Regions from separate parts of the Mus musculus genome. Here region 2 is linked to region 1. Evidence: chromatin loops called from intact Hi-C (ENCODE). Cell type or tissue: heart. All regions are shown on one strand.

Region 1 (8,000 bases):
TATATCATCTATATTGCATCCTTATATTTTGCATAGTTGAGAAATTATATTATTTTTGAACACATGTTTTCAGAGTTCTTTCCCACAGCCTTAAGAGCTGTCCTGAAGGCCTTAGTGTTTTCCATTTTTTTTTGCTAAGAACCTAGAGGCACCCTCACCTGTCTCTTGCTTATCATGGAGTCTTTAATCTTTTTTTTTTTTTTTTTTTTTTCGAGACAGGGTTTCTCTGTATAGCCCTGGCTGTCCTGGAACTCACTTTGTAGACCAGGCTGGCCTCGAACTCAGAAATCCGCCTGCCCCTGCCTCCCGAGTGCTGGGATTAAAGGCGTGTGCCACCACGCCCGGCTCGGGAGTCTTTAATCTTAACAGCAGAAGCATTCCCTGAAGGCGGAACATGAAAATATGCACATTATTATACAAACAAGCATTATGCCCTCAGCAACCATTGACACCTGTATAGGCCCATGCATGCTCTGATGGCTCTGTTCAGGGGTGGGAACCATGTCATGCTGTCCCTTGAATAGCCAACCTGGGCTGGGCAGTGGATTCCTATCATAGTCTCCATCTCTTTGCAAAAAGGAGCTTCTTTGATAAGGGATGTGAGCTTTACTTACCCGTGAGTATGCAGATGAGTATCTAGATGCACTTAGAAATTATATTGGTTTAAGAGAATTGTAGTACAGGTTCTTCTACTCTACTGTCTATAGTCTCTTCAGCCGTGGCTACTTAGCTAGGTCTATACCAAATTTACCAAGCTAGAATTCCTTCCTATTGAACGGGCCTTAAGTCTTCCTACTAGACAGCTGTTGATATAAAAGTGCCACACTTGAACTTGAGGGCTGTCTTGCCATGCTGGTCATCGTGGTTGCTCTACCCCTTTGGGAGCTTGCAGAACACTGTCAGATACTGTGAGACCCCAGCCCCAAGGAGGAGCTTCCAGGGCAGATCTACTTTTATCCAACAAGGCCTTGTGTTCACAGTGTGGTGTTTTCAGCAATAGGATTCTGTCTTCAAATCCTGTAAGGCAACCAAGGGCTTGGGCCCACTTGACCAAAAACTGCAAAGGATTCTCCATTGCATGATATTAGGATTTTTGGTAGATTGTCTGTATCTCTTGAGGAAAGCATTATCACTCACTGTGATATAACTCCACTAAAAATAGAAAAAAATCTAAATATGCATATATGATATGTATTTTTAAGTTAGTATATAAAATGTCTCCTGTAGCTTTAAAAATATTCTTTTTCTTTTTCCTATGACACATCAATAGCTCATTACTTTATTTTGTATATTAACATGTGGTCCAGGTTGAGCTGCTAAGTGCAAAAGACAATAGAGGAGAAAGGAACTTCAAGCTCGTGAAAGGGCTACAGGGTAACACATAGAGTAAGTTCTACTCCACCCTCCTCCCTACTTCAGATTGCATGAGCGTCCGCTACGTTCATGAGATAAATATTAGTGCCCAGACTGCACAACTCATGGAAAGACTGAGACCATTGAGCCATACTCTTAAAGGAGATGATGAAACTCTAACACTGCCCTGCCTTTCCCTCTGCTTCCTGCTCCCACTAACTTTCTACCATGGTGGCCCAAAACAACACTGCAAGCCTCCATAGGAGAGAATCTCCAAAACGAGAGAGAGAGAGAGAGAGAGAGAGAGAGAGAGAGAGAGAGAGAGAGAGACCAGAGAGAGAGAGAGACCAGAGAGAGAGAAACCAGAGAGAGAGAAACCAGAGAGAGAGAAACCAGAGAGAGAGAAACCAGAGAGAGAGAAACCAGGGAGAGAAACCAGAGAGAGAGAAACCAGAGAGAGAGAAACCAGAGAGAGAGAAACCAGAGAGAGAAACCAGAGAGAGAAACCAGAGAGAGAGAGAGAGAGAGAGAGAGAGAGAGAGAGAGAGAGAGAGAGAGAGACAGAGAGAGACAGAGACCTTTTCTCTTTTTAAGTTGATTGTTAGGGTGTTTCTTCCACTATCAGAACCCTGGCCAGTCCACTTTCAATATCCTAATCAATATATTCAAAATACTGTAGCGATAATTTCCAATTAAAGTGTATGTTTTCCATTCTGGAACTCTTACTGCCATTTCTTTCTCCTTTGAACCTCTATGGAACTTAAGTTCTGTCTTGAGTTCTCTATTTTCTGCTCTACTACACCTTTAATGGGCCACCAAAAAATAATAAAGCCTTAAATCAGAAAGAGATTTTTGAAAATATTCTTAATGTTATTTATCTTTCCTTTTGCCTCCTTTTCTCAGTTAAGTTTCTTGCCTCACCCTCTCATAGCAACTATGTCCCACCATCCCGCTCTCTGGGGCTCCTCCCCTCCTCTCTCCATGGCTGTTTTCCGTTTTCCTGGCTCTTGTAATTACTTCAGCTTATATATCCACACCTTTAAAAGACCAATACAAGGAGAAACGCAGGGCTGCAGAATTAGAGGGTGACAATATGATCTCGCAGAAAATGTTTTGAAAGTCTGTGCTTGACCAACGAGTGTTTTAGGGGGTGTCGTGTATGCAGCTATGAAAAACGATCAGCCATGTTAGCAACATTTTATTGTTCTCAATTCTGGGGACAGTACGCCGAAGTATCCTGGAAGATGCGTGGCTGCCGTCAGTAACCTGAATATTTTCGGATATCTTTTCCTCAGTGATGTGTAAATTTTTTTTAAAAGACATGATAAATGATACAAAGAAAATCCTTACCAGCTCTTCCTAGCCTGAAGAGTAAACCTGCAGGCATCCACCTTCCTTTTTACAGTTAGCAGGATGGTTGGTACCTGAATCTATGCATCTATCTCGTTCTCCAGCCCTTTCTGCTCTGGTTTCCCTAGCGACAACCCTGCAGGTTCAGGGCCCAGAGCTTCCGTTACTGGACACAACGCCCGCCCCGCCCAGCCTGTTGCTCCGCAGCAAAGCTCCAAGACCACCAAGGGAGCCATGTTCCTCCTTCTTTTGCTCTTTTTGCATCTTAAAGGGCTGCAGGCAGGCCAGAGTGAGTACAGAGATCAAAGCTGCTACAGGCTTCTAGCTTCTGGCTTTTGAGGGGCAGAGGCGAAGTCTGCAGCCCCCTGCTCACTGAATTAGCTTTGCTTTCCTTTTGCTCCCTTTTGGCTGCAAAGCATTCCCGGAGTGGGAATGCTTTCTTATCTGTAACTTAGATAACAACGAATGGTATCCGGGCTCCCAATTCTGTTACCATGTATGTAAATGGTAGTCTTGACTCAATTCATCACTACAAAGAAACTGACTTTTTTGTTTGTTTTGGTTTTTGTTTTTTTGTTTTGCTTTGTTTTCCGTTTAAATTCCTGGCTTGGCAACTGCTGCCCTCTAGAGTCTTTCTCGACTAATTTCTTTTAAAATTTTTAATTATTATTTTTTTTCATATTCTTTCCCCTCCCTCAGATCCTCAATACCGCCCTACCCACTCAACTTCTTCTTTTTTTAAATTGAAGTCTTGCTCTTGTTTGCATTGCTTATAATTTCACATATTGTAGAACTACAGAAAAATGACTTTAAAAACAGTGAATAAATACTATTCTTTTTTTTAATTAGATATTTTCTTCATTTACATTTTAAATGCTATCTCAAAGGTCCCCCAGACTCTCCCCCCTACCCCACTCCCCTACCCACCCACTCTCACTTCTTGGCCCTGTCGTTCCCCCATATTGAGGCTTATAAAGCTTGCAAGATCAAGGGGAATCTCTTCCCAATGATGGCTGACTAGGCCATCTTTTGATACATATGCAGCTAGAGGGGTACTGGTTAGTTCATATTGTTGTTCCACCTATAGGGTTCCAGACCACTTTAGCTCCTTGGGTACTTTCTCTAGCTCCTCCATTAGGGGCCCTGTGTTTCATCCAATAGCTGACTGTGAGCATCCACTTCTGTGTTTGCCAGGCCCTGGCATAGCCTCACAAGAGACAGCTATATCAGGGTCCTTTCAGCAAAACCTTGCTGGTGTATGCAATGGTGTCAGCATTTAGAGGCTGATTATGGGATGGATCCCCGGGTATGGAAGTCTCTAGATGGTCCATCCTTTCATCTCAGCTCCAAACTTTGTCTTTGTCCATGGGTGATTTGTTCCCAATTCTAAGAAGGGGCAAAGTGTCCACACTTTGGTCTTCATTCTTCTTGAATTTCATGTGTTTTGCAAATTGTATCTTGTATCTTGGGTATTCTAAGTTTCTGGGCTAATATCCACTTATCAGTGAGTACATATCATGTGAATTCTTTTGTGATTGGGTTACCTCACTCAGGATGATGCCCTCCAGGTCCATCCATTTGCCTAGGAATTTCATAAATTCATTCTTTTTAATAGCTGAGTAGTACTCCATCGTGTAAATGTACCGCATTTTCTGTACCCATTCCTCTGTTGAGGGGTATCTGGGTTCTTTCCAGCTTCTAGCTATTATAAATAAGCTGCTTCCATTTTGTGGAATAGTTTGTGAAGAACTAGAATTAGATTTTCTTTGAAGGTCTGATAGAACTCTGCACTAAACCCATGTGGTCTGGGCTTGTTTTGGTTGGGAGACTATTAATGATTGCTTCTGTTTCTTTAGGGGATATAGGACTGTTTAGATCATTAACCTGATCTTGATTTAACTTTGGTACCTGGTATCTGTCTAGAAATTTGTCCATTTCATCCAGGTTCTCCAGTTTTGTTGAGTATAACTTTTTGTAAAAGGATCTGATTGTGTTTTGGATTTCTTCAGGATCTGTTGTTATGTCTCCCTTTTCATTTCTGATTTTGTTAATTAGGATGCTGTCCCTGTGCCCTCTAGTGAGTGTGGCTAAGGGTTTATCTATCTTGTTGATTTTCTCAAAGAACCAGCTCCTCTATTGGTTGATTCTTTGAATAGTTCTTCTTGTTTCCACTTGGTTGAATTGCCCCTGAGTTTGATTATTTCCTACCATCTACTCCTCTTGGGTGAATTTGCTTCCTTTTGTTCTAGAGCATTTAGGTGTGTTGTCAAGCTGCTAGTGTGTGCTCTCTCTAGTTTCTTTTTGGAGGTACTCAGAGCTATGAGTTTTCTTCTTAGAAATGCTTTCATTGTGTCCCATAAGTTTGGGTATGTTGTGGCTTCATTTTCATTAAACTCTAAAAAGTCTTTAATTTCTTTCTTTATTCCTTCCTTGACCAAGGTATCATTGAGTAGAGTGTTGTTTAGTTTCCACGTGAATGTTGGCTTTCTATTATTTATTTTGTTATTGAAGATCAGCCTTAGTCCATGGTGATCTGATAGGATGCATGGGACAATTTCAATATTTTTGTATCTGTTGAGGCTTGTTTTGTGACCAATTATATGGTCAATTTTGGAGGAGGTACCATGAGGTGCTGTGAAGAAGGTATATCCCTTTGTTTTAGGATAAAATGTTCTGTAGAGATATGTTAAATTCATTTGTTTCATAACTTCTGTTAGTTTCACTGTTTCCCTGTTTAGTTTCTGTTTCCATGATCTGTCCATTGATGAAAGTGGTGTGTTGAAGTCTCTCACTATTATTGTGTGAGGTGCAATGTGTGCTTTGAGCTTTACTAAAATTTCTTTAATGAATGTGGCTGCCCTTGCATTTGGAGCATAGATATTCAGAATTGATAGTTCCTCTTGGAAGATTTTCCCTTTGATGAGTATGAAGTGCCCCTCCTTGTCTTTTTTTGATAACTTTGGGTTGGAAGTCGATTTTATTTGATATTAGAATGGCTACTCCAATTTGTTTCTTCAGACCATTTGCTTGGAAAATTGTTTTCCAGCCTTTCACTCTCCTCAGAGTAGTAGACAGGTAGCATCTGTCTTTTTCCCTGAGATGGGTTTCCTGTAAGCAGCAAAATGTTGGATCTTGTTTGTGTATCCAGTCTGTTAGTGTATGTCTTTTTATTGGAGAATTGAGTCCAATGATATTAAGAGATAGTAAGGAAAAGTAATTGTTGCTTTCTATTATTTTTGTTTTTAGAGTTGGCATTCTGTTCTTGTGGCTGTCTTATTTTAGGTTTGTTGAAGGATTACTTTCTTGCTTTTTCTAGGACATGGTTTCTGTCCTTGTTTTTTTTTTTTTTTTCTGTTATTATCCTTTGAAGGGCTGGATTCGTGGAAAGATATGTGTGAATTTGGTTTTGTCATGGAATACTTTGGTTTCTCCATCTATGGTAATTGAAAGTTTGGCTGGGTATAGTAGCCTGGGCTGGCATTTGTGTTCTCTTAGTGTCTGTATAACATCTGTCCAGGATCTTCTGGCTTTCATAGTCCCTGGTGAAAAATCTTGTGTAATTCTAATAGGCCTGCCTTTATATGTTACTTGACCTTTTTCCCTTACTGCTTTTAATATTCTATCTTTATTTAGTGCATTTGTTGTTCCGATTATTATGTGTTGGGAGGAATTTCTTTTCTGGTCCAGTCTATTTGGAGTTCTGTAGGCTTCTTGTATGTTCCTGGGCATCTCTTTCTTTAGGTTTGGGAAGTTCTCTTCTATAATTTTGTTGAAGATACTTGCTGGCCCTTTAAGTTGAAAATCTTTATTCTCATCTACTCCTATTATGATAGGTTTGGTCTTCTCATTGTGTCCTGGATTTCCTGGATGTTTTGAGTTAGGATCTTTTTGCATTTTTGCATTTTCTTTGATTTTTGTGCCCATGTTCTCTATGGAATCTTCTGCACCTGAAATTCTCTCTTCCATGTCTTGCATTCTGTTGTTGATGCTCGAATCTATGTTTCCAGATTTCTTTCCTAGGGTTTCTATCTCCAGCGTTGTCTCATTTTGGGTTTTCTTTATTGTTTCTACTTCCCTTTTTAGGTCTTGTATGGTTTTGTGCAATTCCATCATCTGTTTGGTTGTGTTTTCCTGTTTTTCTTTAAGGACTTGTACCTCTTTAGCAGTGTTCTCCAGTATTTCTTTAAGTGAGTTATTAAAGTCCTTCTTGATGTCCTGTACCATCATCATGAGATATGCTTTTAAATCTGGGTCTAGCTTTTCGGGTGTGTTGGGGTATCCAGGACTGGCTGAGGTGGGAGTGCTGGGTTCTGATGATGGTGAGTGGTCTTGGTTTCTGTTAGTAAGATTCTTACATTTGCCTTTAGCCATCTGGTAATCGCTGGAGTTAGTTGTTATAGTTGTCTCTGGTTAGAGCTTGTTCCTCCCATGATTCTGTTAGCATCTATCAGCAGACCTGGGAGACTAGTTCTCTCCTGAGTTTCAGTGGTCAGAGTACTCTCTGTAGGCAAGCTCTCCTCTTGCAGGGAAGGTACACAGATATCTGGCTTTCGGACCTGCCTCCTGGCAGAAAATGAAGGCCCGAAACAGGGCCTGTTCCAGAAGCTGTGTAGCTTCTGTAGTCGGCACTCTCACCTACACAGACTAGTCTCTGAGAGATCCCGGACCAGAGATGGCTCCCTCAGGTTCTCTGGCAAAGCCCTCCTGGGCAGGGTGGACACTTCTCCTCTGGCAGGGAAGGTACCTGGATGTCTGGAGCCCGAAATGGGGTCTGCCCCAGAAGCTGTGTGGCTTCTGACTGTCCCAGAAGCTGTTAGCTTCTGTAGTCCACACTCTCATCTGTGCAGACTAGTCTCTGAGGAATCCGGGAACCAAGATGGCTCTCCCAGGTGCTCCCCCCACTCAACTTCATAGTCTTTCTCTTGCCTTAAACAAAAACCTCAAAACCAAAGCAAAACAAAGCAAAATAAAAGGAAAAAAAACTTAATAAGATAAAAAGTACCAAAGTAAAACAAAGAAAGCACACAGAAAAAAAAAATGAAGTTCCTTTACTGGCCAACTTCTCCTGGGCTGGGGGCTTCCCGGAATGTGCCTGATATACCTAGGGTTGTCAGCCCATTGGAGAAAACGGACTTCCCCTTCCTTAATAATCATCATTCTTTCAGCATGAGTCTATATGTTCCTAAGCCTTTTACAACCCTGGCGTTTGGTATTTGAGTAGTTTAGCTGTGTAGCTGAGAGGAGGAAGAAAAGAGAGAAGAGGGAAGGAGAGGAGGGTGAATTAGCAACAATTTAAT
Region 2 (8,000 bases), 350 kb before region 1:
TTTTGCAAGATTTATGTGTAGCAAGAAGTGAGAATCACAAATTTGTCTTACCTAAGGTTCTTTTTGTTGAGTGTTTGCGTCTCTGCACTGCTGGGATTGGAACCCAGGGGCTATTGTGTATGCCAGGCAAGCACTCTGCCACCTGGGCATATCCCCAACCCTCTCTTGGTTTTGTTGAGTCTGACTTGCTGTATAGCCCAGCGTGGCCTGAAGTTCAGCATCCTCCTACCTCTGTCAGTGAAGTCTCATGACCTCATCCAATTAAATTTTACAAAGCACAAGAGTCTTCTAAAACAAAGGCCAAATAGAAAAGAATATGGTTTGGTCTTGGGTCTTTTGGGTTAGGTCTTGGTCTTGGTGCTTTGAGCTTATACCATCACGCCCAGTGTCTTAGCCACTGCTGCCATGACAATAATACCACACCCAAGACAACTTATTAAAAAAAAAAAAAGCATTTTCCTTTTATATTTGAGGGGGCAGGTCATGGTTCCCCATGACCGTCATGCCGTGGTGGGGAGAATGGCAGCAGGCACGGCCCTGGAAAAGTAGCTGAGAGTTTGTTTGTCGATAGCTACCACACACAGGCTGGGAGAGAGGGAACTAATTAGGAATGGCTGGATTTCTGAAACTTCAGGGAAAGTCAAAACCCAGGGACACGCCTCCTCCAGCAAGGCCACACTTCTTAACCCTTCCCAAACAGTCCTACCAGCTGGGAAGCAGGTATTTAAATATACCAGCCACAGGAGCCATTCTCACTGACCTTCCCCCTTCTCTCTGGCCCCCAAAGGCTTGTAGCCATGCCACAGTACAGAAATACATCTAGTTCAACTTCAAAAGGCCGGTAGCCTTTCAGTCTCAAGACTGTTTCAAGTCCCACGTGTCTTCTGAGACTCAAGGCAATCTCTTCATTGTAACTCACTGTGAAATCAAAAAAGCCAACCACATATTTGGAAAATACAGTGCACATAATATACATTACTGTTCCACAAGGGAGGAAGATAGCGTGAGGGGGAAATAGCAAACTCTAGTCTGTAGCCCTGTGTCCCATTGCCAGCGGGTTCTGATAGCTCTTCCCTTGCAACACACTTCTTGGGTGGTTCCCCTCCTTGTCTGCGCTCTCCCCTGCAGATAGGACACACCCAGCCAAGGCCTCTGCAGGTCAACCCAGGCTTCACTTTCACAGTTCCTTGTGGTGGCCCCTCAGGGCCTCCACGCAGGGATCCCTCTGCCACACAGCTGGCCTCAGTGGCTTTCCTTATTAACCCCTGAGGACGATTACACAGCCCCTTTATCCTGTATTCTCCATGATGCCAAAGCCAGAACCCTGTGGCCGTTGATGCCAAATTCTGTCGCTTGCTTGCAGTGGCACCTGGCCCCCTCCTTGAATGAACTGCATCAGCATAAGCTTTGATTTACGGATGCCTTTCAGAAGCAGATAGCAGCAGCCTTAGGCTTTTTTCTCTTCACAAGCTGCAGGATTATCCAGAGGGTCTCAGGGTAAAAGAGCCTTTGTTCCATTTCTCCATATCTCATTTAGCGCAAACCGCAGCTCCAGCGTTCAGTTTCCTGGGTGTCCCTTTTCTCCCCAAACTATACATTTTGTATTCCTTTTTGCTGCACTTTTCTCTTATTAACATAGATCTGCATAAGAGGGGTCACTAATGACCACATGGCATAATCAATATTAGGCTGTCCTGAAATCTTCTCTGCCAGTGAAACTAATCCAGAGCATGTCAGTTAGCCTCAGGAAGATTTTCACAACAAGGGTGAAAGCAGCCATGTTCCTTGCTTAAACTGTTACAAGCGTGGTCTCTAGGCCAGCTGCTGTATTTGTTCCATCTGAAGCCTTGTGAGCTGGGCCTCCCTGTAGAGTCTTCATTGCTCTCAATACTTGTTTTCCAGGCTCTGACTAGAGTGGCCTTTCAACCCTGTACATAAGTGTTCAGCCACTTTCCCATGGCCTTCCATATTTCTCCAAAACCCTCAACATGGCCAGTCCTGTCTCAGCGGGAGCCCACACCCTCATCCCAGCTCCTGTGTCAGGCTGCTGCGGTCAGTGACTGACCAGTACCTGTGAAATCTTCACATGCTAGCCAAGAGCCGAGACTAACCTGGCCCAGGGCCTCGTACCGTAGGGCACTTACATCACTCCGGAAGAAAGACCATCTTTAGGTCCCATGCCACATGAGTGCTCTTAAACTTTGCTCACTGAAAGTTTAGAACTCTGAGCTAGACCGAAAACAGTATTAAAGATTTGACTCCCTGGGTGGTGGTAGCACGCGCCTTTAACCCCAGCACTTGGGAGTCAAAGGCAGGCGGATTTCTGAGTTCGAGGCCAGCCTGGTCTACAGAGTGAGTTCCAGGATAGCCAGGGCTATACAGAGAAACCCTGTCTCGAAAAAACCAAAAACCAAACAAACAAAAAAAGATTTGACTCTTTGTAGGTAACAGTTTAATGTGTGAAAACTCATGACCTGCTGCTAACCCAGGAAAGCAGGTATAAAGTCACTCCCTGAGCGGGCCACTCCCTGCAGCCTCTTCCCTGCGCCCACCTCAGTTCCCACTGTGTTCATTTCTGTGCTGCATCTGATGTCTGAGACAGACAGCCTGCGCAGAGGAAGGGGTTACAGCAGACTGTGGTTTCAAGTAAAACAGACGTAAAGGAATCCTGTGGCACTCGACAGTGTTTTCAGTAAATACTGACTGGGGTAATGCTTACATACTGCAGCAAGGAGGTGTTTAGCTTTAGTTAGTTAGTTTTTTATGTGCTTTTTAAAGACTTTTTTTCTTCATTAATATAGTGTCATTTCCAGCCATGTCACACACACACACACACACACACACACACACACACACACCCTGCACTCCCACCCAAGGAAACCAGTTAGAAAGGTGTGAAGGCAATAAGGAAGTTGGTTTTGGTGTCCTCCTGAGGCAGAATTAAAATGTTCTCTTAGCAGGAGGACTCAGCATTAGTTTCTACTTTTCTGAAATCGGCCAGGTTCGGTAACGCTCATATGCTAAACTTCCAATGGACACAAGAGGGCAGACTGGCCATTCCTCCTGCCTGCGGGTGGACAGCTCATGGCCAGCCAGGGCCAGCCAGCTCTTTGCAAGCTTGCCTCTGTGGACTTTTAACAGCAAACAGGAGTTCAAATCGAGAATGCCATGCCACCTCCTAGGATAGCTTGAGGTTCTGCGTTGGGACGTCTGGGCCTGTGCTGGAGTTGCCCAGCCTTCACCAAGAATGAAGGAACCCACTCCTTGGACTAAGTATAAAAGTGACTTTCTATGTTTCAGGCATAGAAAAGGAGACATGCCAGAAGATGGAGAAAGAGGAACTGGCTGTGCATGTAAGTTCTCAAGCGTGGAGAGGGGGTGGGGGTAACCTGGGTTTCTTTTGGTGTTTGGGAGCCCACAGTCATTTGATAAATAAATTCTAGTTAATATTAGGCGATGAGGAGGGGAAGACATATATGGCTGCCTAGATGACGCTGCAGGCAAAGCGCCAGCTGCCCCTGCCTGGCCTCCAGAGCTCAGTCCCCAAAACCCAAATAAAGGTGGAAGGAGCGGATGAACTCCACAGCTGTCTTCTGACCTCTGTGTGCACGCCGTGGTACACATGCCCACTCACACATGCATCTCTGTGTTTCTTCATCCACGGAACTCACTGTTGGTGCCTGATGTTCTTTCCAACAACCGCTAGCCCATGTGACTACCAACAACTTGAACTGCTACTCCTAATCGAGATAGATGCCTAGTATAATGTGAAATACGTCCAGCCTTTGAGGACTTGGTATGCAAACAGGGAATATTTACTTAAGTGTTCCAGTAACTTCTTATATTGTCTCCTAATAAAATAACATTTTGGATATGTTGGGTTAGCTTGCTATTAAAGTCAGAATTGTAATGGTAGCTCACACCTTGCAGTCCAGTTCTTGGGAGGCTGAGGTGGGAAGAATGGCCCCAAGTTTAAGGCTGTCCAAGATTCCAGAGCAAATATTTTAGTTACTTTTCCATCACTGTGATTGAACACCACAAACAGGGCGGGGGGGGGAAGGGGCTCATTTGGGGAGTGCAGGATAGTGGAACATAGGTGGTGAGATACTGTCCATGAGGGTGGAGCAGAGCGCAGGTAGCAGGCAGCAGGTAGCAGGTAGCTGGAGCTCACAAACTGGAAACAGAGAGTTCACTGAGGATGTCAGGAGACTCTTGAAGTCTCAAGCCTTCCCCTAGTGACACACCATTTCCAGCAAGGCTGAACCCTCCCAGAGAGCCATCTCCCTTTTCTGGTACCAGCTCCAGCTCAGGCCCTTACTCTTCCTTCCTCCATGATGGTTCCTCAGCCTCTGTCTGCAGAGACCTCAACAGTTCGTTTTTCACTTGACACAGGGTTTCTCTGTGAGCCCTGTCACTGTGTAGACCAAGCTGGCCTTGAACTCAGAGATCCTCCTTTCTCTGCCTCCCAATCCTGGAGTTAAAGGCATGGGCTACCATGCCTGGCTGACCTTAAACAGTTTTTAAGAGCAATGGCCGGTTATTATTTTTTTGTCTTCTTTTTGTGTGTGTATATGTGTACATGTGTATACATACATATGCCTATTGAGGCCCACATTGCTATGAAGAGTTTTCCTTTTTCCTTTTTATCTTTTTTGAGACAGAGTTGATCTGTGTAGCCCTGGCTATCCTAGACCTTGCTCTGTAGACCCGGCTGGCTGTAAACTCAAGAGATCCTCCTGCCTTTGCTTTCTGAGTGCTGGGATTAAAAGTGTGGATCACCACTGCCCACCAAAGATCAGATAGATTTGCCATGTTTGCTTATTTAGGCATGGAAGTTTGTAATGCATATTAGAATCATTGCCAAAATAGTTGAACAGATCCACACAAGGCATCTAATATGAATGGAAGGGTGATCAATGTTCTTGAAAAAAAAATATTTCATAGAACACATCCCCAGAAAACACCAGAAAAGTGAGGCATTGGAGCATGCTTCCTCCACGTCTGGGATTGTCTGGTAACAGACCACTTGACAAGTACATCCTTCCTTCCCATAAGAAGAAAGCCCCCCTAAGGGATTTGTCTGTTCCTCCAACAGAGGCTCACCCCAGGAGTCAGTAGAATAGTTTTCATTAGCAAATACTGTAACTAGATTGCTTATTTAAGGTTTTCCGGTTTCTTCTACAAGTACATTTTTGAAAGGTTTGATCTTTTTTGGGTGAGGATGTTACTCACCTTCGGTGAGGGCCGTTTGGAGTTAAGTAGCTGGAGAGTGACCATGTTAAATACAACCCCTGTCCCGCAGGGACTGCTGGAGTCCTCTTCAGAAAAGGCCCCCGTGTCTGTGGCCTGTGGGGGTGAGAGCCCCCTGGATGGGATCTGCCTCAGCGAAGCAGACAAGACTGCCGTGCTCACGTTGATCAGAGAAGAGGTAAAGTTGTTCTTTCTCAGTCTGTAGAAGGTACCGTCTCTGTTGACTTGCCTCTCCTCAGCCTGGAGGTTCCCGTTCTCTGTGGCCTGTGTGACTCACATAAAGGGCTCCCGTAGACTTCCGCAATGGTGCTGGTGTTCAGCGAGCTGACGTGCTGTGGTATTTGTAAGACCCGTGCATTTCTCTGCCCCCTGCTTTGCCACATATGCCCATGCCTAAGAATTGTGGGCGTTTAGCAACAGGAATTCACACACCCTCTAAGAATGTCAGCGTCCCAGTTTCTGTTCTGAGGTCCTGAAGAACCTCTGCTCTAAGTGGATGGTGCCTTCCTCGTCTGCCATACTTCTGTGCTGTCTTTGGCATTTGTGTTTGGAGTTTAAGGTCCCGTATGTTGCTCCAGTGACTGGGGATGCCAGGTAGTCCAGTGGTCAGTACTTGGGAGCTATGCTCAGGAGACAGAGTCTTGTTGGTGAGAAGAGTTGCTGTGTCTTTCTCCCAAGAGTTAAGCTATGAGTTGATGCATAATAATCCCAAGGAAAGCTGTGTCTAGTCAGCTGAAGCACACAAGGAAGCCTCTAGGTTCTTTTTGTTTTCTAAAGATTTGTTTTTGCTTTTTGTATATGTCTAGTGCCCACAGACATCAGAGGGAGCATCCGATCCCGAAGCTGGAGTTAAGGCAGTTGTGAGCTGCCATGTGGGTCCTTTGCAAGAGCAGCCAGTTGTCCTAACCTCGGAGCCATTCCTCCAGCACCATCTCTAGTCTTTTTTGGGGTGGGGGGGCGTGGGGTGGGGGATCGAGACAGGGTTTCTCTGTATAGCCCTGGCTGTCCTGGAACTCACTGTGTAGACCAGGCTGGCCTCAAACTCAGAAATCCTCCTGCCTCTGCCTCCCAAGTGCTGGGATTAAAGGCGTGCGCCACCACGCCTGGCTCATCTTTCTATTCTTGAGATCCTTAGTATAAGCACAGATGTAGAAGATGGACTGGTTGGGAAGAAGGGAGCACTTAGGGAGGATGGTGAGGGGAGCACTTAGGGAGGATGGTGAGGGGAGAGCACTGGGCGTCCTTTCCATCCCTGTGCAGGACGAGCAGAACTGAGACATGGAGAGGAGATTTCTGGTATGAAGATATGAAGGAGACTTCTGGTCAGAGTAGCAGGAATTGCATGTACTGATAGTCACACAGTGGGGTGCACCCCAGCCCCTTTATCATAATTCAGTTCTTATCAAGCACTGAGAAATCACAATAGAAAAAGATTGTGTACGTCTGTACACGTGGTGGTGAGTGTGAACCCAGCACTAGGGTGGCTGAGGCAGGAGGATCACAAGTTTAACGCTTTGGGTTTATTCTCACTCAGAATAAAGACAGAAAAAATTCAAAGAAGTTTTGAGTACCACTGGAATGGAGGAGCTGGTGGTGGCTTCATCACAGCATCCTGTGTCGCTGAGAGTGGGCTTTCCTCGAAGCGTATGAACACTGTGTACAAACGCTGAGAGGCGCTGCATTCCTAAATGTTAATTGACTATCCTGTGCCAGACTGGATCATGTGTTATTTATCAGTTTCCAGTAGATTGAAGAGGTAAAACAAAGCTTTATTGTAATCTAGATAATCACTAAAGAGATCGAAGCAAATGAATGGAAGAAGAAATACGAAGAGACCCGGGAAGAAGTTCTGGAGATGAGGTTAGACTGGTGCGGGGTGGGGCTTGGGGATAAGGTTAGACTGGTGCTGATAACAAAACAAGTTTTAGTATTACAGCTATAATACATTTCTTTTTTTTTTCTTACTTAGGAAAATTGTGGCAGAATATGAAAAGACCATTGCCCAAATGATTGGTAAGGAGGAAGGTGGTATTTTGTTTTGTTTGTTTGTTTGTTTGTTTTTTGTGGTTGTTATTTTTTGAGCATTAGCCATGAGTCTGCTCAGAGTGCTGTAACAATAGACAAACACTTGTTTCTTACCATTTTGGAGTCTGTGTCCTGGCAGATTCTGTGCCTGGAAGGGCCGTTCCTCCTGCACCATTCCTGGAGGAGAGAGCTAGCTGTCTAGAGACTTACTTTCCTCACTTGCGTTTAGAGATATTTGATTTGTTTCGAACTTTATTTTTAACTCTGTACCTGCATGAGATCCTTTGAGCCGGGTGCCATGGAACCCACATGAGGACTTGTTTGGTGGAGAACTGCCTAACGTGGGTAGTAGGAGCTGCGCCTGGGTGCTCCACAAAAGCACTGCATGCTCTGCACTTCTCAGCCATCTCTCCAGACCCTCTCTGGCTTGTTAAAAGCAGCACGTCACACTTGTACACAGTCTGGGGAACGGTGGGGACCCACTGTGCTAATTTGTACATGAAGACAGTGGCCGGTGCTTAAGCTATTACATACAGCCAGCCTTTGCATTTCCTTAAACATTTGTCATTTCAAGCCCCACTCTCTGGAGGCAGAGACAGGGCGATCTCTGTGAGTACAAGGCCAGTCTGGTCTACATAACAAGTTCCAGGCTAGCTAAGGCTACATAGAGAAACCTGTCTTTAAAAAAAAAATAAAAAAGAAACAGAAAGGAAAGGAAAGGAAAG

What was found. Peaks named below come from ENCODE experiments on the same cell type or tissue, not always from the same donor. Only the 100,000 strongest peaks of a DNase experiment are listed, where the experiment ranks them.
Region 2: it touches region 1 in a loop (20-fold over the local background); 5 of 42 quality-filtered maps call a loop at or near these places.

What each region holds. Positions count from the first base shown.
Region 1 is chr8:24,818,932-24,826,931 of GRCm38, reverse strand. It overlaps Adam5 (a disintegrin and metallopeptidase domain 5), which reads left to right and starts at 2,563. Exons shown (of 21, transcript NM_007401.3): 1 at 2,563-2,992. The coding sequence starts at 2,938. In heart, a CTCF peak has its summit at 3,320 (motif pointing left); no DNase peak of the experiment used is centred here; H3K4me3 peaks cover 1,105 bases; H3K27ac peaks cover 596 bases.
Region 2 is chr8:25,166,625-25,174,624 of GRCm38, reverse strand. Tacc1 (transforming, acidic coiled-coil containing protein 1) reads left to right here. Exons shown (of 13, transcript NM_177089.5): 6 at 3,301-3,353; 7 at 5,303-5,428; 8 at 7,034-7,110; 9 at 7,220-7,263. Among named protein-coding and RNA genes, the nearest start is that of Mir8108, 11 kb to the right of the region's middle. In heart, a CTCF peak has its summit at 3,032 (motif pointing right); a DNase peak (open chromatin) is centred at 3,114.